Regions from separate parts of the Mus musculus genome. Here region 2 is linked to region 1. Evidence: chromatin loops called from intact Hi-C (ENCODE). Cell type or tissue: gastrocnemius. All regions are shown on one strand. Links, peaks and the distances in the headings refer to the core of each region. The heading gives the core; the rest is flanking DNA. Region 1 overlaps Dgkh (diacylglycerol kinase, eta). Region 2 overlaps Vwa8 (von Willebrand factor A domain containing 8).

Region 1 (11,383 bases), core at 3,530-8,529:
AGCATACACGAAACAGTTGACAGACCAATCTGCTGAGGTCCTGATGCTAAAGCCTCAGGTGGAATGATGTCAGCCTTAGGATGCCTGCTCAGTGTTTTTATTCAGCGCCATGCTGGGGGGTCCTAGTTAATGCAGTGAGTTGGAAAGGAGAGACATACGGTTTGAAAAGAAAGAAAACAGCTTCACTCGAAGGCAACCTAACTATGTAGAAGGCATGAAGGAGATTCCGAAGCAGTTAATAGAAGCAGTAAGGGGGCTGAGCGCACAAGGGTGGACTCTCTAACGATACTTCCTACGACACTGAGAGAAACGTGTGTTGGATATTATGAAACATAAGTAAAAGCAAAGATTTGGGTGTGAGGTTGGCAGGTTTCAGACTGTTGAGACTGCTATCCTGAGAGAGATCTACAGGGTCAGCATGAACCCCTCAGAATGCCAATGGCGTCCTCTGCAAAAATACAAAAATGTCTTCTAAAAGTCATGTTAATTCTCAAGGAATCCCCGATAGGCAACCATCATGAAAAGGAGAACTATGTTGTATCTCTCACACTTTCAAAGCTGGAGCCATGAAAACAGCGAGGTACTTACATATATCAACTGCTGTGAAGGAAGGCGGGAAACGTGTGTGTTGGTCAGGGGATGTCCTGCAAGGATGCCTTCTTAGTCAGTGTTCTATTGCTGTGAGGAGACACCATGACCACAGCAACTCTTATAAAGGAAGACATTTAACTGGGACTGGCTTACAGTTCAGAGAGTCAGTCCATTGTCATCACGGCAGGCGGGAAGGTTGGTAGTGTGCAGGAAGACATGGTGCTGGAAAAGTTGCTGAGAGCTCTACATCTTCATCTGCAGGACCCATGTAAAATCCTCTAGGTAGACTGGAGACAGGTGGAGCCCAGGGCTTGCTAGCCAGACAGTCTATTGAAAGCATCCATCTCTAGGCCCAGTGAACAATCCTGTCTCCCAAGATAAGGTGGAGAGTGACTGAAGAAAGTGCCAGATTCCTACCTACCCTTGCCCTTTGTGCTTGGGCACACCCACAAATGTGTGTACAAATACACACAACATGTACAGAAAAGTAGATAATGCTGCAAAAGATAAACATCAGTTGTCATGACACACACGAAGGGGAACTTCAAATTACAACCATAATGGACTGAGTGTGGTTGCTCATACCTTTAATCCCAGTACTAGAGAGGTGAAGGATTTATAGGACTTTGAGGCTACCATGGTCTATCTACACAGCATCTTCCAAGACAACAAGGGCTGCATAACCAAGCAAAATGAATCATGCTCTTATATGCATTTAGCTGCTTCTTATAACGAGAAAAGAAAAAAGGGGGGGTGTTGTAATGGATGCAAATAAGGTGAAAGGGATGTGAGAGCATTGGAGTTGGTGCACAGATGTTGGACTGTGAAGTAGGCTCAGCAACTCTGCTGGGTCCTCCAAAATTATCACCCAGCTGTGCTGCTTCTGGGTCAGTATTCAGAACAGTTGAATTCAGAGTCTCGAAGTGACGTTTGTATAGTAGAGTTCATAATGGCTGAAAGGTAGAAGAAGCCCCAGTGTTGACAAAGGAAGAAATGATACTTGGTCATCTTAAATCAAGGAAACTGACTCACACAGAGGAGGGTGTTATGCTAAGTGAAACAGGTCTGGAAACAGATAAACACCTAAGTGAGCTACCTGGAGTGGTCACTCACGTTTGTAGGGTCAGGAAGTGGCAGCTAGGGTTAGGGGAGGGGAAAGGAAGAGCTGTCCAATGGCTGGCAAGCTGCAGATTAGCGAAATGAAAAATCTTGGAGACAGGTTGTACAATAGCCTAATGCTTTTCAGCTTTTTACTTAAAATTGGTCAAGGTGGCAAATTTTCTGTTACCTGTGTTTTACAACAATTAAAAAGAAGCTCACGGAAGACTCGTGAAGGCTCTAATACAGTGCTCAGTGAGGTTGGAAAGGAAGCCCACCTGTAACTCCAGTTTCAGGAGATTTGGCACCCTCATCAGGCCTCCAAGACACCTGCATGCATGTGTTTTACACACACACACACACACACACACACACACACACACACACACACACACACACCAAATAAAAGGAAAATAACTCTTTAGCCTAGTGCCTGGGAACAGCTGGCAAACAGTTCTACATTGCATACGTTTGTGGACTTGAAGTGGCTTTCAGATGTACACTTTGACTCCAGATTGTCAGATTTTTCCTTAAGGTGTACGTTTTCATGTGGGCTTGGGAGGAAATACTGAGTGTTAGCATAGGTTTGTATACAATATGAGAAAGTTCAAAGATGTTGGTCCTATTACCCGTGTAGTCTTGCTTCACATAGGTTTGTGTGTATATAATACAAACATATGTATGTATGTATGTATGTATACATGTATTCACTTTTTAGTCTTAAATGTACAGATGTGATAATGAACGGAGAACTCCCAGTTGGCGGGTATTAAGAGCCGAGTGTATAGTTCTGTACATTTTACAGCTTATTCTGAAAAGAGTTAAAATTTCATACTGTCAAGTATCTTTGAAGAGAGGAGCCTAGGGTGTGGTTATTTTACACAGTCTCCGGTAAACAAGGAGGTGGACAGATCCCTGACTCCATATCTTGCAGGATACTTCTGGAACAGAGCTAACATTCATTTAAAGAAAATCTATGCTAAGTCCTTGGAAAGCAAATAGGAACTATGATGTCATTAGTTTCCCTGCAAATAGGAACTATGATGTCTTTAGTTTCCCTGGCTAGAAGCAGACTTGAAATTTGTCAGGAAACTCGGTGAAGGAGGGAGGGTGGGGGACCACGGACCTCAGAGCCTGAGAGGGACTTCACAGTTTGTTCTTGTTGCCAGTGAATAACAGGGCTTCAGAAATGGCACAGTTGTTCACTTAACTGGGAATCCTTGTTGGAAGGAGAGTCAGTAATGGACATAGTGGTTGTGTTCTTAGTGACATTCATCCACTTTTAACTTAAGTTAGACACTGATAATTAGTCATTTTTTTTATATTCCTCAACTTTCTGTTTCTTTCCCTTGGAGAAAAAAACAATTCTTTTTTGAGCATGTGTGTGTGTGTGTGTGTGTGTGTGTGTGTGTGTGTGAATTAAAAGTGTTACTATTGCTATGTGTTGGTGTGAATCTATATATATATTTTACATTTCTACATCTATAAAACCACTAGCTTACAATTTTCATAATTGACACAGCTTAATTAAGGTTGTGACTTGACATTTTGGTGATTGTCAGGCCATTTCTTCATTTGGCGATATTCCAGTATGATATCTTTCTGAGTGAGATAAATCTATGCCTAAAGCCAGAAGAAAAGAAACACACCTGCAAATGTCATCGTTATTTTGAAATTACGTTTATTTCTGTGTTTTGCTTTTTTCATAATAGGATTTTCTGGTTTTGTGAGTAGTTAAGTTTCTATTTGCGTAAACTTGGCACTTTGAGATCACAAGTAAACCTTTTTTTCAGAAGTCAGAGTCTCTTCAGATCCTGCTGTGGTTTGAATATGGAACGTTCCCCTCAGGTTCTCACATTTGGTTACTGGGTTTTCACCTGGTGTCATTGGAGGGGAAGGTGGTGGAACCTGAGGAGGTGGGGCTACTCTGGAGGAAGTAGGTCTCTGTGGTGGGCCTTGAGGACTCATAGCCTGGCTCTACTTCCTGTCTCCTTTCTGCTTCCTGACTGTCCGGGCTGTGTGGCCAGTATGTCAAGCTTCCACACCCGCCTTCCTTGCTAGGATGGATGTATTGCTTAATCTGTGAGCTAAAAAAAACCATTTCCCAGCCTATGCTGTTTCTTATCAGGTGTTTGATCACAGCATTAGAAAGTAACTAATATGTATCTTATTGATGAAGTGAACTGCTCGGTCTCTCCGGTCCTGCCAGCTCTTTCTCTTCTCGGTTATAGAGATACAATGTACTGCATAGCCTTCAAGGCTCTGTGGGATTTACACACTGGACAAGCTTGCTGTCTTCCTGGGAGAGGATGTTCCTAATAGGATTTTTAAGGTGGGAGCCTATTGGAGATGGAGTTGAAGGAATTATCTGGGAAAGGAAGAATGCCAAACCTACTGAGGCTCAATGGCTTGAGCCTCTGGTAAGAGGGAGCCGTGTACTGTGGGCTTCCATGTTTGAAGATAACATTTCCTCTTACACTGACTTTTCTCTCAAATGGGTTTAAGCTTGAAAGAACTTGTCGTCAGGATGCATGCCAGTAAAGAAGGAGAAGAAAGCAGGAAGTGGAAAGCATGCTGTTAGACAAGGAAAACAAACAAACAAAACCCTGCTCAGTGGGAAGCTGCCTCTGCTCAGAGCACTGTAGCAACCCTGAAGCCACTCTCTGCTGCTGTCTAGCTCCCAGCACGGAGAAAGCCAGTGCAGGCTGGCTGTGTGAAGCCACGGAGCGCCTCCCCCATCCTCCTCTCTGGAAGCGTTCAGGATCTTCTCTGCTCCTCAGGGATCTGTAACTTCACAGCAGAATTCACAGTGTGGGTTTATTTTCATCCACTGTGTGGGCTTCTCCCCATTCAGGGCTCAGTTCTGGGAAATCATCTTGAGTTATTTCTTCCTTCTGTTTGTTCTCCTTATTCTGTGTGGTATTACCATTGTTTGGACGTTGGCCCTCCTGGATTTGTCATTGCGTGTTCCTTCCCAGTCTCTCCCCAACTCCCCATTTTCTAGCATGTTTCCCTTTTCATTGTGCTTCCTAGGAGAGTTCTTGACTTTATTTTGCAACCTTTCTATTGTATTTTCACTTCCCTTTGGGTAAATATACAAACATTTGTGTGTGTGCACACAGGGCTTCCTGCGATGGTTATCATACTTCAGCATCTATGTGGGCTTGGTTTTAATGCTCCCTAAAGGATGCAAAGGAAAAAAAAAGTGGTCTGCAGAAGATCAAATGTATGTTATAAAATGTGAATGTTATAGAATGTTAACCCAGGCACTCCCTTTTATGAGCTTTTGACCATCTCTTCATTACTCATATCTATCACGGGGTGTTAATGAATGGTATGTGAGTAGTGGCTGTTTAGGGAACAGTGACAAAAGAGTGGCCATTTTAAGTTCAGTTAAAAATGCTTTTTTTCCCCCCCAGAGTATTTTCAACTTGTGGTCAGTTGACTCAATGGATATGGAACCCACAGACACACACCCACACACACACACAGACACTACACACTATACACACACTACACACACAGAGACATACACACAGACACACACACTACAGACACACTACACACACACATTATACACACACAGAGAGACACACACTTCACACACAGACACACATGCTACACACAGAAACACACAGACACATACACACTACACACACAGACACACACACAGACGCATAGAGAAATAAACACAGACACACACACAGACGCATAGAGAAGTAAACACAGACAGACACACTAAACACACCACACACACACACACACACACACACACACACACACTTACTTGTAGAACCACCACCCCTGAAGCTGGACCTACACACACACACACACACACACACACACACACACACTTACTTGTAGAACCACCACCCCTGAAGCTGGACCTCTGAAGCTGTTTGAGGTGCAGGTGTTTCATTCTATAACCTGACTAGGCTTTTCCTTGACAACCCCTGACATCTCCGCCCTTGGCTTTGTCAGGTCCCAAAGGGCTTTCCAATAGCAAATTGCAATCCTGGCTACCGTCATCTTGAAGGTTTGTTATATAGCAAGTCCAGGGTACTGGCTTATTCACACTTACACAGCACTACTCCTCTGCCTCTAGTTACTTCTGAGTCTTTTATTCTAGACTCTCTCCATTCAGCTCTCTCCAGAATAAGCCCCCAGCCTTGTTCTGCTGTGGGAGACAGACATTTGGGGCAAAGCAGAGCTGAAGAAAAGAGGAGTGGGGAGGGCGGGTGCTGGTGAGGGAGGAGGAAGACAGAGGTTCGTTCTTTCTTTATATATATACATATACATATATGTATATATATATATTATTAGATATTTTCTTCATTTACATTTCAAATGCTATCCCAAAACTCCCCTATCCCCTAAATCAGACTTTCACCTAGTTCCTTGCTCCGGCACGAGAGGTACCTGGTGCTGTGAGGTATTGAGTCCTTCGGGGATCGTCTGTTCTAGTGGGCTGGCTTTCAGCTGTCCACACTGCCACTGTGTGGCTGCACTAAGTCAGTCCTCATTCTTGTATCTGCTTCACCACTTGTAAGTGGTTCAACTTTGATCTCTGATTTTGTTGAACCTCATAATCTTCTGCCTTTCCCAGAAACCTCTCTACTGGAACTTTGAAGGAATGAGAGCGTGTCGAGAGCTAAGAAACCTGTGTAAAACCAGTAGTTTTAAATATGGATTTTGGAAAAATTAAAAACATACTATTAGTTTAATATCGTAAACTCATAATCGTGAGTAGTTAAGCTTTGTTTGCTGATGTGTGGTTACAGTGGAGCTGTGTTTTAAGACAGTTTTTAGGGTACTGAGGCCTTTCCAGTCTTCCTTGCCTATATGTTTTAGCATGGCACTCTTCCCTTCCCGATTTACGTGTAGTATTTCATCAGAACCTTGCCTTTGTAAAAGCGATGAAAGCATGAAGCCGTGGTGGGCCGGGATGGCTGTTGTCTCTGCCTGTGGGTTGCCTTTGTCACCTATTCAAGGCTGAGCTCTTCATCTTTTCATTCCCCCACCCCCTTTCAGTTCATAGAATTTATAAGTAACCATAGCTTTGTATGGAACCATTACATAGACTTGTAAGTAACCAGGAGGTCCCTGGCTCTTTCTTAGCCATTTCTAGCTCGACCCCACTGTGTCTCTTTTTCCTTTATGAAGGCTTCTTAGTGACCCCCGTGTAATGTTTCCAGTCTGCTCATACGTTTCTAGCATCTCCATACTTTTATTTGGACCCTCTTATGTCCGGGGTATGGTGTATCGGCCAGGATTCTAGGGCAGCCTAAAGGATGGGCCAGTGGACTTGGTTGATGACCTGAAACAGCGGAGAGTGGCTGAGTGTGGTTTAGTAGTTGATATGTAAGTGCTAAGGCTGAGAGCAGCTTCGCTGTTTGTTAATCAGCCCTAGTTAGCAAGGGTAAAGCTTGATGTTTTGTTTATTAAGCAAGTATTTATTTTTGGGGGAGGTGGGGTCAACTATGTGCCAACCAACTGTTTGTGACTGAATGTAGAAATCACCCAAACATGAAGACCCCTACCTAACTCTGTTGTGTGGGAAAGTAGGCCCAGCCATTAGCTGTGAGCTGTCCATCACAGAGCTTTGGGCCAAAGCAAACCTTTATTTCCTTGTAACTGTTTTCCTTGCTTTCTTTCTGACCCCTTTGATTTTGCCCCTAACCTTTCCGATCTCCCTGTAACTCATCATGGCCTCAGACCTTCGCCTCCATTGGTCCCTGCCCTTCCCTCTTGTGTATTCATGCTGTGTGGTCCCATCCTGTCCTGTCCCCGACGTACATATTGTTCACTGATCAGTTATACTCTTCATATATGCATACTGTCCCCAAGCCAAGACTAGCCTCTTCAGCTCATTAATTTAAACTCTTCACATTCTTGATCTACAGTCCTGTAGAATGTACAGTTAGGGAAAGTTTCTCAGAGTTGGATGTGGTGGCTTCCCACTTTGAATTGAAGCACTCAGAAGGCGGAGACAGGAAAATTGCTACAGTTTGAGGCTAGCTTGAGCCACATAGTGACTTCCAGGCCAGCCTGAGATGGGTAAAACACTCTCTCAGAAAACCAAAAGCCAAAACAGAAGAGACAGTTTCTTACAAGAACAATTCCGAATGAAGGTGGACCGAAACCTGCCGGGTCATTTGATGAGTGGAGAGCTTTCCCATCGCTGGCCAAGCGTGTCTGTTTAATTGAGTAAGGCAGAAAATTCAGATTCGGTGTCACCACCCACCATCCCCGGTGGACACTCCTGGCTAAGGATCATCTCCATTCTACAGAGAGACCTGGTGGGTGGGGCTTGACACAGCTTTCTGGACGAGAGCTTCAGAAAGATTGGCTTGGTGCCTGAAGAGCAGTGGTATGGACTGTGAGTCAGAGCCTAACAGTGACAGGAAAAAGGTGGAAGAGGAAAGATCACAGCCAAGTGAAAGAAGAGGAGCGGGAAAGAATGAAGAGCAGTGGGGGTGGCGGAGGGCAGGGAAGGAAAAGACCATTCTTAAAGGCAAGGTTAAAAATGTGGCAGTGGAAAAATGCAACCTATTCTAGACTTTGGAAGAGGAATCTGTAGGAGAGGGAGACACGCCGGATGCTGAGAAAAGGACTGTAATGGGATGCTATTGAAATGGGTTTCGTTCTGCCGAAGTTCGGTCTGAGGTCCCCAAATGCCGCAGACAGAACAAACAGTATGTGATAGCAACACCCACATGGCCTAGAAGAGCTTTGCAGCCCCTAACATGATACCATTTCCCGCTCTCCCATCCGGTATCTGGGATGGCACCTAATGCTAGGTAAGGGCCCAGCTCCACATCTTGAAGATGCCCAAGATGTGTCTTGAGGTCCAGCTGGGAAGGAATGAGCCTGGCTTACCTCAAGTTACATGGAAAGTTAATAAGAGTCATTGGCTCTCTTGACTTGATCCATAGTCTCTGGAGGCTTCAGAGACACTGGATCCTGTAAATGCTTGCTGTAGTGACTCCTGCCTGCCTGCCTGCCTGCCTGCATGCATGCATGCATGCCAGAAAGAAGTCTGCAGGGGACACAGCTGGGCTTTCTTAATCACACCAGTCTGATTTCCACGGGCCAGGAGAGGGCCTGCTGGCGAGTCTTTTATGCCAAGGCCAGTGAAACCTTCCCAGTATGATGGAGCTGAGCCCATCAGAGGCAGAGGTTGGGCGCTATGCAGCATTCTCAGTGACGGTTAGGAGAACCCACTGGAACCCTAGGAGTTAATAGCAGGCGACTACCAAAACTACAAAAGGCCCTAATTTAATTGGCTAATGAAGTGCAGGGAGCAGGATTCTTAGCAGAAGGGCCAAGAGAAGAGGCCTCCTGTGTGTGGAGTGGGTGGCAGGTGGGGGTGAGGCGAAGTAAGTCTCAAGTTTTAAGTCTAAATTTTTCCCTCTCTTGAAAGCTAAAATGTTTTGTTTTTGTTTTTGTTTTTTGAGACAGGGTTTCTCTGTGTAGCCCTGGCTGTTCTGGAACTCACTCTGTAGACCAGGATGGCCTTGAACTCAGAAATCCGCCTGCCTCTGCCTCCCGAGTGCTGGGATTAAAGGTGTGCGCCACTACTCCCGGCGCTAAAATGTTTTTAATAGACTAGAGGACTTCTGATTTTTTTAAATTGTTGTGGTTGTTTTTAAATTACTTACTTTGAATTCATATGTATGCATGAATGCTTGCCTGCCAGTGTATGTATCATGTGTGTGCCAGGTCATCAGATCTTCTGGAACTGGAGATACAGGTAGTTGTAAGCCACTGATGTGCGTGCTAGGAACTGCGGCCAGGTCTCCTGGATGTGCCTAACTCCTAGGGCATCCAATTGAAGTAATCTTTATTTACTCTGCCTTCCAAGGGGAATGTACAGAGGGATTTCCTGACTTTGCACAGGAGGGAGGGAGGGTGGGGGAAGAGAAAGAGGGGGACATAAATGAGAATTTAAGTCCTTAGTGTGCTAGTGACCTGTAAGAGTCTAGTGTTTGCCATGAATGGAGCCACAGAGCTTGAAACTGAAGATGGGTGAGCTCTGCCTGGGTGACATTTAGAGGAGTAGGCACGGAAACCACGGTTTTAAGTGAGGCAACAAGGAGGGAGGAGCCGTGGGGAAGGGCACCCTGGTCCGTGGAAGGTAGTTAAGGAGAGATGGCACCATAGAAAGATGGTATGCTTTGTATGGCTAGCAGCAGTAGTGCCCTGAGTGGGACTGGAAGCTGACCTGGAGGGAAGCAACAGTGCTGGGTCTCAGAAAGTAAGTCAGACGTGTTGATCAGAAAGCAAGGCGTATCTTGGTAAAGAAGTGTGTGGATTTTTTTGTATTTACGTTCATGGGTCCTTTGAGAACAGTGGTGGCTTTTGTGTGGTGGTAATGTTTAAGTGAGACCTGTTCACTTAAGGACAGGCTATGAGGACAGGCTATAGATAGTATCTTAGCTAGGGTTTCTATTGCTCTGAAGAGACACCATGACCACAGCAAGTCTTATGAAGAAAACATTTAATTGGGGGCTGGCTTACAGTTTCAGAGGTTTAGTTCATGATCATCACTGAGAGAAGCATGGCAGCATGCATGCAGACATGGTGCTGGAGAGGGAGCTAAGAATCCTATATCTTGATCTGCAGCAGAAGGGACTGTGTGCCATACTGGGCATAGCTTGAGCACAGGAGACCTCAAAACCCGCCCCCACATTGCCACATTTCCTCTAACAAGGCCACATCACCTTCAACAAGGCTCTTAATAATGACACTCCCTCTGGACCATGCATTCGAATAGATGAGTCTCTGGGGGCCATTCCTGTTTATACCAGCACAGTGGGGAGTGGGGGAGCAAGAGAAGTTTTTTTTTTTTTTTCTAGGATTTGCATGTAGACCTTGAATGTGGTGGCCCTGTGCTTCTGACACTTCTTGCTTCTAGGGGAACATCTGGTCTACCTCTCCTGGACAGCCTGAGACAAAAAGCCATTAGCATCCCTCTTTGGGCTTATAGGCACGGAGGACTAGGTATTTTGGTTGTCATGATGACCACATGCTTTCTTGCCGATCCTTGGTTATTGCCAACCTTTAGTAAAATTGTGTTTGAGCTCCCTCCCCCAATTGCGCCCCCCCGCCCCCCAGTTTATTACAAGTCGAGTGGTACAAGGAAGGATACAGTGGAATACAGTCAGCCACAAACAGCCCTGCCGTTTGTAGCCCACAGATGGATCGGTGTCTTATTTATGCAAAATCAGCTGGGCACGGAGAGCAAATGCTGCAGGACTGCGCGGTGTGCGGATCTAAGGGTCGATCTCAGAAGAACAATGGCTACCAGAGCCTGGGGTGTCTCAGAGGGGACACGGGGTGGGAGGAGGGTTGATCAAGTGGTTAAACAGTTAGAGGAGAGTCAGAAATCCTGGCACGCCATTGCGTAGTCAGGTGACACGGAGAAGGACTGCGTGCTTCCTAGCTTGCCGAGCTGGAGGGAGAGCATACGTTCTCACTGTGAAGGTGTTTGTGGTGCTAGGTGGCTTAGTCCGACTTAAACTTTACACATGTGTACATGTATTGAAACACCTTATAAAAGGTATACTTTTTTATGTATCAATTCCAAATGAAATTTCAATAAAAAATTAAGAGTAGACTCATTCCAGACATGTGGGTCCAACCGGAGAGGGAGCGTGGCCTGTTTGAGGGTTAGTGTCGGTGGTGTGTGGCG
Region 2 (11,383 bases), core at 4,198-9,197, 310 kb before region 1:
AAAGATCATTGTTAGAACATCCTGCTTCTGAAAATTTAATGAAGACACAACAAAAGGATGACAGAATATAAAAGAGAAAAAAATACAAGTTCTGGCCAGGAGATTCAACCTACATCTACACAAGGAAAAGTAGAGAGAAAGGGAACATGGGAAACCAGGGAGATCCAGGTCTAGGGTGGCTCAGGAGCTATGCACTACATATTCCTTATGCACTACATTAGGAATAGGAAGCCGAGAGAACTCGGCATCATGGATTAGAGTGTGCCTGAGGAGAGAAGGGACTGGGGGGAGAAGGTGATGTGTGCACAGAAGAGGTCACTTCCCCTCAGCGTCCTCACATCACAGGCTCCCACTCGCTGTGCTTACTGACAGTGCCACCTGTCACGTGCAGGTAATTACCAGCCTTAGGGAAGACAGGACCGGTGCAAGGGAGACATCTATCTATCTTAGTGTACTGAGTAACGCAGCTGAAGACTCCACTCCCAACCAATATAATAATGGCAAAAGAATAAGGGGGTGGAGAAAAAGTACATGCACTGAGCAGAGAGGACAAAGGCTGGCGCCCTCAATTCGTGTGCCGGATGGAGGGGCAATTCTCCACACTGGCACATCAAGAAACGCCTAAGAAGCATGGTGCTCGGTGACGGGAGGCAAACGTCAGAAGAACCTGCTAGGCATTAGGAGAGAAAACTTCTCAGAATGGAAAGACGGACATGAGAGGAGTTCACAGAACTTAGGACAGAGGAATGGTATTTCCATAAAATGCTTTGAGAGTTCTAGCCGGCTTAGGAAATACTGGACTTTTTTTAATGGTGTGAGGAAAAGTAAGTATTGATGTTGCCTCCCTGCGCTGTCTCTGCAGGATGCTGGGGGATGGAGAGAAGCCGAGTGTGCAAAACGGCCACCACAAGCCAAACCCACCACCTGACGCTGAAGGCCGCTCTGTTCCTGGGAGTGTTTTTATTTGCAAAACTTTGTATGACTGTTAGAGAGAACATAGGTACCCACTCCCCCTCCCAACCACCCTCACTCCACCCCCACCAAAAAGGGCTGTCATTTCCTGGCTATTTGGCAGAAATACAGAGCTCCCAACATCCTAGGGGAAGCTGCCAGGCAAGCTCGGGAGCTATTGCTCAGTCGCTTTGATTCATCTTTCTCAAAGTCTGTATTTGTCCCTGGGCATGATTCCCATGCACACAATGTACAAGCCCTGAGTGCATGCAGAGGGACACACTAAGTGTCAAATCGAGCCCTTCCGAGCTCCAGCGGATTGACAGGCACACCTCACAAAGCAGTTCTGAAATCCACCGTCCTTCTTGAATAAGCCAGGTAGCAAGAAGTTGACATTTCCTTTCCTGTGCACTCAATGGTCAGTACACTTCACTGGTTTGGGAAAGGTAAAGCTTTGGCTGCTCCAGGTCAGTGTACACGAGGAAGAACTTGTCATCATTGTAACCCCGTCCCTTTCCCACAGAGTACCAATCTCCAATATGTGAAGGCCCACCAGAAGGTACCGGCATGTGGGCGACATCAGAGAAGAGTGACATGCAGTTGAAAAATAGTTTTCTTCAAATGCAAAGACCTATACACAGATGTTCACACCCTTCATTCGGGTTTCCCCAGTGTTAAGACTTTATCAGCTTATACTCACATTGCTCACAGTGGCAATTCCTGGGCCATTAATTTGGCTTATTTTACTGACACAGTCACAAGCCTATCTATCCCTTCTACCTCAAAAAGCAGCTCATGCAAACACAAGGCCTCCTTTCACAATCATACCACCATTATGATATTAACAGAATTAATGAATCCAATAGGAGGGAATATACACACTGTACATATTTAATCATTTTTCATTTGGGGGTGTATGGGAGGGTGGTGTCTCTGCTGTGTACTGTGTGTGTGTGTGTGGGTGTACTTGTTAGTACAGGTGCATGTGTGTGCCTGTGTTGTGTACCATGTGTGTACTTATTAGCACAGGTGCATGTGTGTGCCTATGCTGTGTACTGTGTGTGGGTTCTTGTTAGTACAGGTGCATTTATGAGAGCAGAGGTAGCCAACTTTCCTCAGCTGATTGCCCCATTTTTTTTGTTGTATTTTTTGACACATGGTCTTGCTGTAGGCCTGACTGCCTCTGACCTCACTATGAATAACAAGGTTGGCCTTCAGCTCAGACTGGTCTATCTACAGCTGCGTCCCTGATACATCTGAACCCTGGTTTCTACCCTTATATTTAAGACAGGGTCTGTAACTGAACCTGAAACTTCATCTACAGGGATAAGCTAGTCAGCCAATTAGTTTCAAAGATCTGCCTGCCTTGGTTAAACTTCTGCCTCATGCCGGGTTACAGTTCCTATATACATAGTACCTGGCTTTTTATATGCCGGGGTTACAGCTCCTATATACATAGTACCTGGCTTTTTATATGCCGGGGTTACAGTTCCTATATACATAGTACCTGGCTTTTATATGCCGGGGTTACAGCTCCTATATACATAGTACCTGGCTTTTATATGCCGGGGTTACAGTTCCTATATACATAGTACCTGGCTTTTTATATGCCGGGGTTACAGCTCCTATATACATAGTACCTGGCTTTTTATATGCCGGGGTTACAGCTCCTATATACATAGTACCTGGCTTTTTATATGCCGGGGTTACAGTTCCTATATACATAGTACCTGGCTTTTTATATGCCGGGGTTACAGCTCCTATATACATAGTACCTGGCTTTTATATGCCGGGGTTACAGCTCCTATATACATAGTACTTGGCTTTTTATATGCCGGGGTTACAGCTCCTATATACATAGTACCTGGCTTTTATATGCCGGGGTTACAGCTCCTATATACATAGTACCTGGCTTTTATATGCCGGGGTTACAGCTCCTATATACATAGTACCTGGCTTTTTATATGCCGGGGTTACAGCTCCTATATAAATAGTACCTGGCTTTTTATATGCCGGGGTTACAGCTCCTATATACATAGTATCTGGCTTTTTATATGCCGGGGTTACAGCTCCTATATACATAGTACCTGGCTTTTTATATGCCGGGGTTACAGTTCCTATATACATAGTACCTGGCTTTTTATATGCCGGGGTTACAGTTCCTATATACATAGTACCTGGCTTTTTATATGCCGGGGTTACAGCTCCTATATACATAGTACCTGGCTTTTTATATGCCGGGGTTACAGCTCCTATATACATAGTACCTGGCTTTTTATATGCCGGGGTTACAGCTCCTATATACATAGTACCTGGCTTTTTATATGCCGGGGTTACAGCTCCTATATAAATAGTACCTGGCTTTTTATATGCCGGGGTTACAGCTCCTATATAAATAGTACCTGGCTTTTTATATGCCGGGGTTACAGCTCCTATATACATAGTACCTGGCTTTTATATGCCGGGGTTACAGCTCCTATATACATAGTACCTGGCTTTTTATATGCCGGGGTTACAGCTCCTATATACATAGTACCTGGCTTTTTATATGCCGGGGTTACAGCTCCTATATACATAGTACCTGGCTTTTTATATGCCGGGGTTACAGCTCCTATATAAATAGTACCTGGCTTTTTATATGCCGGGGTTACAGCTCCTATATAAATAGTACCTGGCTTTTTATATGCCGGGGTTACAGCTCCTATATACATAGTACCTGGCTTTTTATATGCCGGGGTTACAGCTCCTATATACATAGTACCTGGCTTTTTATATGCCGGGGTTACAGCTCCTATATACATAGTACCTGGCTTTTTATATGCCGGGGTTACAGTTCCTATATACATAGTACCTGGCTTTTTATATGCCAGGGTTACAGTTCCTGTATACATAGTACCTGGCTTTTATATGGGCTTTGGGGATCCAGACTTAAATCAAGCCTGTGTAGACAGTGCTTTAACTTCTGAGCCATTTTCCCAGGTCTAATCTTTTCTATTTGTGTTTTGTAAATGTTTTCATGTTGTTTCCTGCTACAGGAAAATCGAATCTCACCCATAGCATTTGACTGTTATACCTAGTGAAAGAGCTGTAAGGAAGCTGGGGGCAGGAGGCCAGCAATGCCTCAGGGACATCCACAGTTATGCCCATGACTTCCTAGTAAAGCTGGCTTACCTTCTTAATACAGTTGAGACAGTTATTTAAAAGTACAGGCTAAGAAGTCAGTAGGGCCTAGATTAAACCTCAGGTTTTAGAAGTGTCAGGCTATCTCATCCACAGGACACCAAACTAAGCCATTCAGTTATTGTTTGGTTTGACTCTAGCTTAGCTAAAAATAAAGACTGCTACTTTCAGCTTAGCAGTAAGTTAACGCTAAGAATAGTGTAGTCAAGGGTTGGCTTGCTGCCAAGCCTCAGGAGGAGTTGGCTCCCCAAGACCCAAGTGGAGGAAGAAGACAGGAGATTCCCTCAAGTTGTTCTCTGGCTCCTGTATGTGAACTGTAGTATGTGTACATACACATCCATGCACATACATATACAATAAATAAAAGTTAAAAAACAAACTGATAATAACGTCCTTCAAATGACCTGTTCTGTAGCTGCTCATCGGTCAGTTGTAGCTTCTCCTTCAAGCTCAGGTACCTGTCCTCCCTCAGCAGCCGAGATCCATCATACAGGCTGAGCTCCCGGTCATGGATCAGTCTGATGGGGAAGGGGTTGGGGGAAACAAGTTAATCAATGATGTAAGGAGAGGCAGCATCACTCAGTCTGCATGTCATGCTGGAGGACAAGCCTAACAACTGTCTTAGGTGCGTGTTCACAACAGTAACTTCGTCAGTGCTATTACGCACTATCCTGGGCAGACATGCTGGACTCTGCAGAGGAGCAGTCCCAAATGCCAGCGATGGGTATGAGGGAGAAGAGACATGAAGAAGGGGAGGAGGAGGTGGGAGACAATGCCTCAGCTCACCCATGGGGCATGTTTTCACGTGTAAGCCACACACACTCCTGAATCCAATGCAGCTTTGAAAGGGAAAGTATCACTATAATATTTCACTGTTGAAATTGCAGGACTTAAGATATCAAAAGCCTCAGAAATAACTCCATTGCTCCTCCACATGGCAGCCCCAAAGCAACTAGCTTCCCATACTGTGTAAGACTCTACTGCTAGGTCTGCAAAGGTCAGAGGGCAAAGACTCATCTAGAAGCTATGAGCACAGGCAGTGCAGTCTGGAAGGCCTGGGTTCAAGTCCAATGTGCTGAACAATCAGAGAAGGGAGAACCATTCCATCTCTCTAAATTTTACTCTAAAATTAAGGCAAAAAAATTAAGACAACAATGCCAATCTCATATAGTTGGTATGAAAATTGAACAAGTAATTTAAAATACATGCTTAACATCATCTTGCTCAGTTTTCCTAAGTTAGGATTCCTAGGCAGCATTTTAAAATGCCCACGTAAAAAACTCCAGCCTGTATCATTTGAAGCCCTGGTAGGGATGGAGGCCAGGCACTGTATTTTATAGCTCCATTTGTCAGCATCCATCCTGCAAGCGGCCTGAGGCTGACACTGGAGCCTCTGGTTTAGCACAGCACAGGCTCCTTGCTGCTGTTGCTGCTCTTTTGTCCTTGGCCAGGCATCTGAGAGACAGCCAACAAGAGAGGGCTGAGCCTTTTCTTATTTTTGTATCCACATTTATCTGTTTGGCAGAGAATATTAAATTATGAGTCTAAGAAATGTGGTAAATCACCAAAACTTTGTGATTACTATTTTTAAACCCACACAGACCGAATCAAGATTAATACAACAAACACATTTGGAGTCTTTCATTCCACTCAGTGCCTGCATCTTGTCAGCGATAAAAACTGTGGTTAGCTGGGTGAAGAAGTGGCTTCTTTCATTTATTTGACACTTCCCAGTAAGTCAGATTAAAAAGTCATGCCGTAGGAAAGGGATGAAAAGCATCAGTAACCTCAGAGATGACACAGGCGGGGAAGACTTTCCACAGAAATTAGACAGAGAATCTTCCCACATTAAACTGTTTCTCACTCAAAATAAGAAAATGAAGGCTACAGAAATGGTCATATCTGTGCTGAGTGAAATAAGCAAATAAATACACATTTTATATTAAATTTTATTTTCTCTCAAAAAATTAAATAATAAAAAAATATTACAATAAGCTCAGCTCCAATGTTGTCTGGGATGATGTCTAGACGTATCGTTAAGATAAAATTGCAGACGCTCCAGCTGTGTGGTTTGTTGCACATATTGATCTATGTCCATAAGCCTCTTGGAGCCACGGCTGGCACACTTTCATCCTTTAGCTCTTACACAGCAAATTCTGCCACAGAGGTGAGGTTTGGGGTCTGATAGGCATGTGTTTATAACCAAATATTAATAATATTGTATTCAGCTTAATAATATAGAACTGTAAATTCCTCAGGACCTGAAATCTCAGTGTTTAGGTTGGCATAAAGACTGTCTATGATGCAAACCTTTGCAATACAGCCAGTGTGCCAGCGTTGACGCGGTGGATACCATCCAACAGGACCAGTTTGCCTTCCCGGGCAGCACTCACAAGGGGTGAGGAGCGCCAGGCGGTGTCGCCGTTGGGGAGCGTGTACCGCTGCTGTAGCAGGTCCCGCGCAGTCATATCCTAAAAGCAGGCACCAGCAAAGAATATGCAGAGTTAATGTTGAAGACCTATGCAATGCTTCTTTAGCCTTGTGGACATGTGTTTGCACACATTTGTCTTTGTACAGCATATTTCAAATAACAAACAAAAAGTTTTCTCAAATCCAAAGAGAAATATCACCAGAAAGCTTTAGGTATTTCCCCCTTATTACATATTTGCTCGATGTAAGAATGAGAGTTTGCCATCTTTCTCTTATTATTTAGTACTCCCTTTCTCTTTCAAAAGGATGACAACAGTAATTACTGCCACACTGAATGGAATCAGGTTCCATCACTGCATCCTAGAGACCATAGTGTGGGTGTTCTCTTTCACACTGAGAAGCTGGACATTCAGAGATGACTACGTTTTTTTTTTTTTTTTTTTTTTGAGACAGGTTTCTCTGTGTAGCCCTGACTGTCCTGGAACTCACTCTGTAGACCAGGCTGGCCTCGAACTCAGAAATCCGCCTGCCTCTGCCTCTGCCTCCCAAGTGCTGGGATTAAAGGCGTGCGCCACCATGCCTGGCTCAGAGATGACTACTTTATCCACCATGTGTGTTTCCTTTTGAAAAGCCTTCCTAGGGCCTATGCCTTGACTCCTTGGACTTACAGAGGCTAACCATGAAGGAGAGCAGGGACTGAGAAACAATAGCCCAACACTTAAAGAGTAAATTAAGGGCCCACACATCACACACCAGCCCTGAAACAGTGCAGGCAAGTCAAGCCAGCCAGCAATCATTGTACCGTGTAAAGCTACAGTAAAACGATGTGGTGCCCTGACAGGAGCAGGGCTTCCTCATGTGTGTTCGTGTTGGGAAGGCTGTCTCAGCAGTTTCAGATGCACTCTGTGCTGCTGTATCAAACACAAATGCGACCTTTACCCTCACCTTTATTCAAAATGTTATATTCCTTTGTAAGTTCTGCTGTAAACACTCCTAGTTTTAAGCAGGAAACCAATATTTATAACAACAACAATCTCACTAAAACCCAGAGTAAGATGTGAGACTTATTTCTTTCAATGATAGGGAAACCTATCAAAACAGTACTGATTTCAATGCTTCCTGACCTGGTCACAGGACACAGAGAAATCAAGCAAGATCTGGGCTGGAGCTTTATCCCTGTAGGTCCTGGATGCCACACTACTGACTACAGGCAAGATGTGACACTGGTGCAGCCCTGGCCACAGTCTGTCATAGAGGCAGCCGACTGCTTTTTGTCTGTTTTTCTTTTTTCAGTTTTGGATTTGGGGCCTGTTACAAAGAAGGTAATTCACACCTGGTACAGAAACCTGGGGAAGGCCATAGGCCCTAGTAGAGAAACTCTTCCTGTTATTTGGTTTAATGGATGTGATATATCCTCACACTGCCTCCTAGGTAAGTGTGCTTACGCCCAGAGCAGGGAATCTGGGAGCCTTGGTCACAGAAGCTTCCTTTTCACAGTGGTCAATGGCGGCTGCAGACTCACAACTGGGGGAAGCATTGAGATTAAGTGAATATTGAGTGCTCAGTCCTAAGCAGAGCTCCTTTATGGAGCAGGGAATACTGCAGGAGGAGGAGTACAAAAACTGTTAAGGGCACTGGGAGGAAAGAGGTGTGGAATGCTAAAGACCACACAAGGCACTGCTGTGATTGTCTACAAAAATCTATACACTAGAAGCCCATCAACATCTCGTTATGGGGGAGGGAGACTCGGGGTTCCATCCCTCCCTAAAGACAGGGATACTAGCTGACAGAGCAGAAGCATTTCTTCTGTGGCGTAGCCACTAATAACACGTCCATATTCCTGTACAAAACCACGTGACATTCATTTGGGTCATGTTCCTCACCCCCAAATAAGAGAGAAGAGAGTGGAAGGGAAGTTGTTAGTATGATGAGATCAATCAGCATTGGTCAGAAGGGGACAACTCAGGCTAACAAGGCCAATGTGAACCAATGAATTATAAACATACATGAATATGTGATAGTTAAATGCACTATTACATGTGATAATCAAATAAAAAAAGATAAATACAACTACCATTAAAAGGTAATGACTTAATAAACAAAAGTATGATTATATTAAATTATGAGGAAATTTTTCTGGATTTCTGTATTTGATGTGTTCATAATATACATACATGTGTTTTGTCTGTATGTATGTATATGTAGCACATGCATACTCGGTGCCTCCATAGGTCAGAAGAAGACATTATATTCCCTGGAACTGGAATCATATTCAATTATGTGGGTATTGGGTCCTCTACAATATTGACAAGTGCTCTTAACCACTGAGCCATCTCTCCATCATCATGAAGACATTCTTAAACATAACATTCAAATTCAGCCAAGCTCTATAACCTTAAAATGCTGTTTTAGATACGGTGTCAACATTTAGCCTTACTCTTTGTGGTGGTTAAATCAAGAATGGCCCTCATAGGCTCATACACCTGAATGCTTGTTTTCTCACTGGCAGTACTGTTTTGGAAGGATTAGGAGATGTGGCCATGTTGGAGTTGGTATGTTGCTGAGAGTGAGTATGGAGGTTTCAAAAGCCTAAACCAATCCTGGCCTGTGTTCCTTCTCCCTACATGGCCCACCCCGATCCCATGCCTCGTTTGTGGATCAGATGTAAGCTCTCAGCTACTGCTCCAGCACCATGCTTACAGTTATTCTCCCTGCCATGCTGGCCATGTAATCACCCTCGACACTATAAGGAAGCTGTCCTGGCTAGTTTTGTGTCAACTTGACACAGCTGGAGTTATCACAGAGAAAGGAGCTTCAGTTGAGGAAATGCCTCCATGAGATACAACTGTAAGGTATTTTCTCAATTATGATCAAGGGGGAAGTCCCCTTGTGGGTGGGACCATCTCTGGGCTGGTAGTCTTGGTTCTATAAGAGAGCAGGCTGAGCAAACCAGGGGAAGCAAGCCAGTAAAGAACATCCCTCCATGGCCTCTGCATCAGCTCCTGCTTTCTGACCTGCTTGAGTTCCAGTCCTGACTTCCTTGGTGATGAACAGCAGTATGGAAGTATAAGCTGAATAAACCCTTTCCTCTGCAACTTGCTTCTTGGTCATGATGTTTGTGCAGGGATAGAAACCCTGACTAAGACAGAAGCCCTTAATTAATTCTTTTATAAGTTGCCTTGGTCATGGTTCTGTAATTGTAATATAAAAGTAAGTGCCGGGCATGGTGGCGCACACCTTTAATCCCAGCACTTGGGAGGCAGAGGCAGGTGGATTTCTGAGTTCGAGGCCAGCCTGGTCTACAAAGTGAATTCCAGGACAGCCAAGGCTACACAGAGGAACCCCATCTCGAAAAACAAAAAACAAAACAAAAAAGTAAGTAGGCCACACATTAATAGTGCCTCCCCTCCCCCTTTTTCTTTTTGACAAAATAAAATGTAGTAAGATAAGACAAAAATCATCATATCAAGTTTGGGCAAGGCAACCCAATAGAAGGGAAAGAGCCCTAAGTACAGCACAAGACTCAGAGACGTGTACACACGCTCAGCAGCCCCATAAAAACACTAATCTGAAAGCTATACTATAGTATGCACTCAGGGACCTGGTGCAGGCTTTGCCATCCCTGTGCTGTGGCTTTAGTCTCTGTGAGTTAATGAGCCTCGCTCGGTTGATTCAGAGGGCCTTATGCTCTTGGTGTCCTCCATCCTTTCTACGGCTTATATGCTTTCTGCCTCATCTTCCAAAGGATTCCCTGAGCTCTGAGGGGGTAGCAGTGCTTCTCAATTCAACTATAAATTTAAGGTTTTATACAAGCTGTGTGAGCAGTATCACTTCATACTGTCAGTGACAGCTAACATCATCCAAGACTAAACTTAGCCATATCATCAGTGAGATGGTGCATGGTATGGGAGGGGACACTCCCCTCAGGGCTGTGCTACTGAGTGCTAAGTTGTTCCTATGTAAGAAAAGTTAGATATTAAAGTATATCAGTAGATCATTTTCATATTAAAATTATTTAAAATATCAAACATGAGTATATACACATATAAAATACAAATATTCATAAAATAGTATAAAATACTAGAACAAGTTAACTTAAAACTCTCAACATTAACTATTCCAGATAAAATATTCACTACAGAGTCATATCACATACTGACCCAGAGATATAAAATAAACACCTGCCTTGGCACAGTGATAAAACGCAGGCCATGTTTCAGAAAGAGCTGGGGAAATTCTCAAGAAGCACATACGCTTAGGCTCCATCTCCCTGAAGAGTCAGACTGAGTAGGCCTAACCTCCCTGTTTTTATTAACATCATATTTATAGTCCTGCTACGTCTCCTAGGCAATACAATCTTTTATAAGGAATGAAGTTAGCGTGAACCTGAGTTACAAGGACAAACAAAATATGCAACTAAGTACCAAAAACAAGGTGGGGAAATACATGGGTACATGTGTGTCCTATTTGGTGCCCTTACTGCCTGGCTGGAAACCTACCTGCTGGGAGGTGGGGTGCTTGCCTCCACATAGGAAGCCTGCACGCATGACCTCAGCACTGCCTGGGCTGTGAGATTTTTGTCTTGAAGATGGACAGTTTCAACAACAAATGAATAACAACAATAAAAACACACTCCTACTGGATTCAGAGAGGTGGTAGTGGGAAGGAAGCAGCCTGACATCACGGAGGCAAAAGAAATGAATGGATGCTGACTTTGGAAATTCCAGGCCCACACTGAAAACTGGCAACACACGGCCCAATTCAGCTCTAATCTTGTTTTTGTCCCCTCAAAATGAGACGAGGAATATCCTCTGGCATACAA

What was found. Hi-C counts contacts between places; a loop is a spot of excess contacts. Peaks named below come from ENCODE experiments on the same cell type or tissue, not always from the same donor. Only the 100,000 strongest peaks of a DNase experiment are listed, where the experiment ranks them.
Region 2: it touches region 1 in a loop (2.2-fold over the local background); 6 of 42 quality-filtered maps call a loop at or near these places.

Annotation. Positions count from the first base shown.
Region 1 is chr14:78,671,446-78,682,828 of GRCm38, reverse strand. The region is part of intron 2 of Dgkh (diacylglycerol kinase, eta); the gene reads left to right. Among named protein-coding and RNA genes, the nearest start is that of Gm30716, 26 kb to the right of the region's middle. In gastrocnemius, for the core only: a CTCF peak has its summit at 6,194; DNase peaks (open chromatin) are centred at 4,408, 6,153 and 8,010; H3K27ac peaks cover 1,072 bases.
Region 2 is chr14:78,977,455-78,988,837 of GRCm38, reverse strand. It overlaps Vwa8 (von Willebrand factor A domain containing 8), which reads right to left. Exons shown (of 45, transcript NM_027906.1): 13 at 6,442-6,602; 14 at 4,536-4,649. Among named protein-coding and RNA genes, the nearest start is that of Vwa8, 130 kb to the right of the region's middle. In gastrocnemius, for the core only: no CTCF peak of the experiment used is centred there; DNase peaks (open chromatin) are centred at 4,360 and 6,514; H3K27ac peaks cover 52 bases.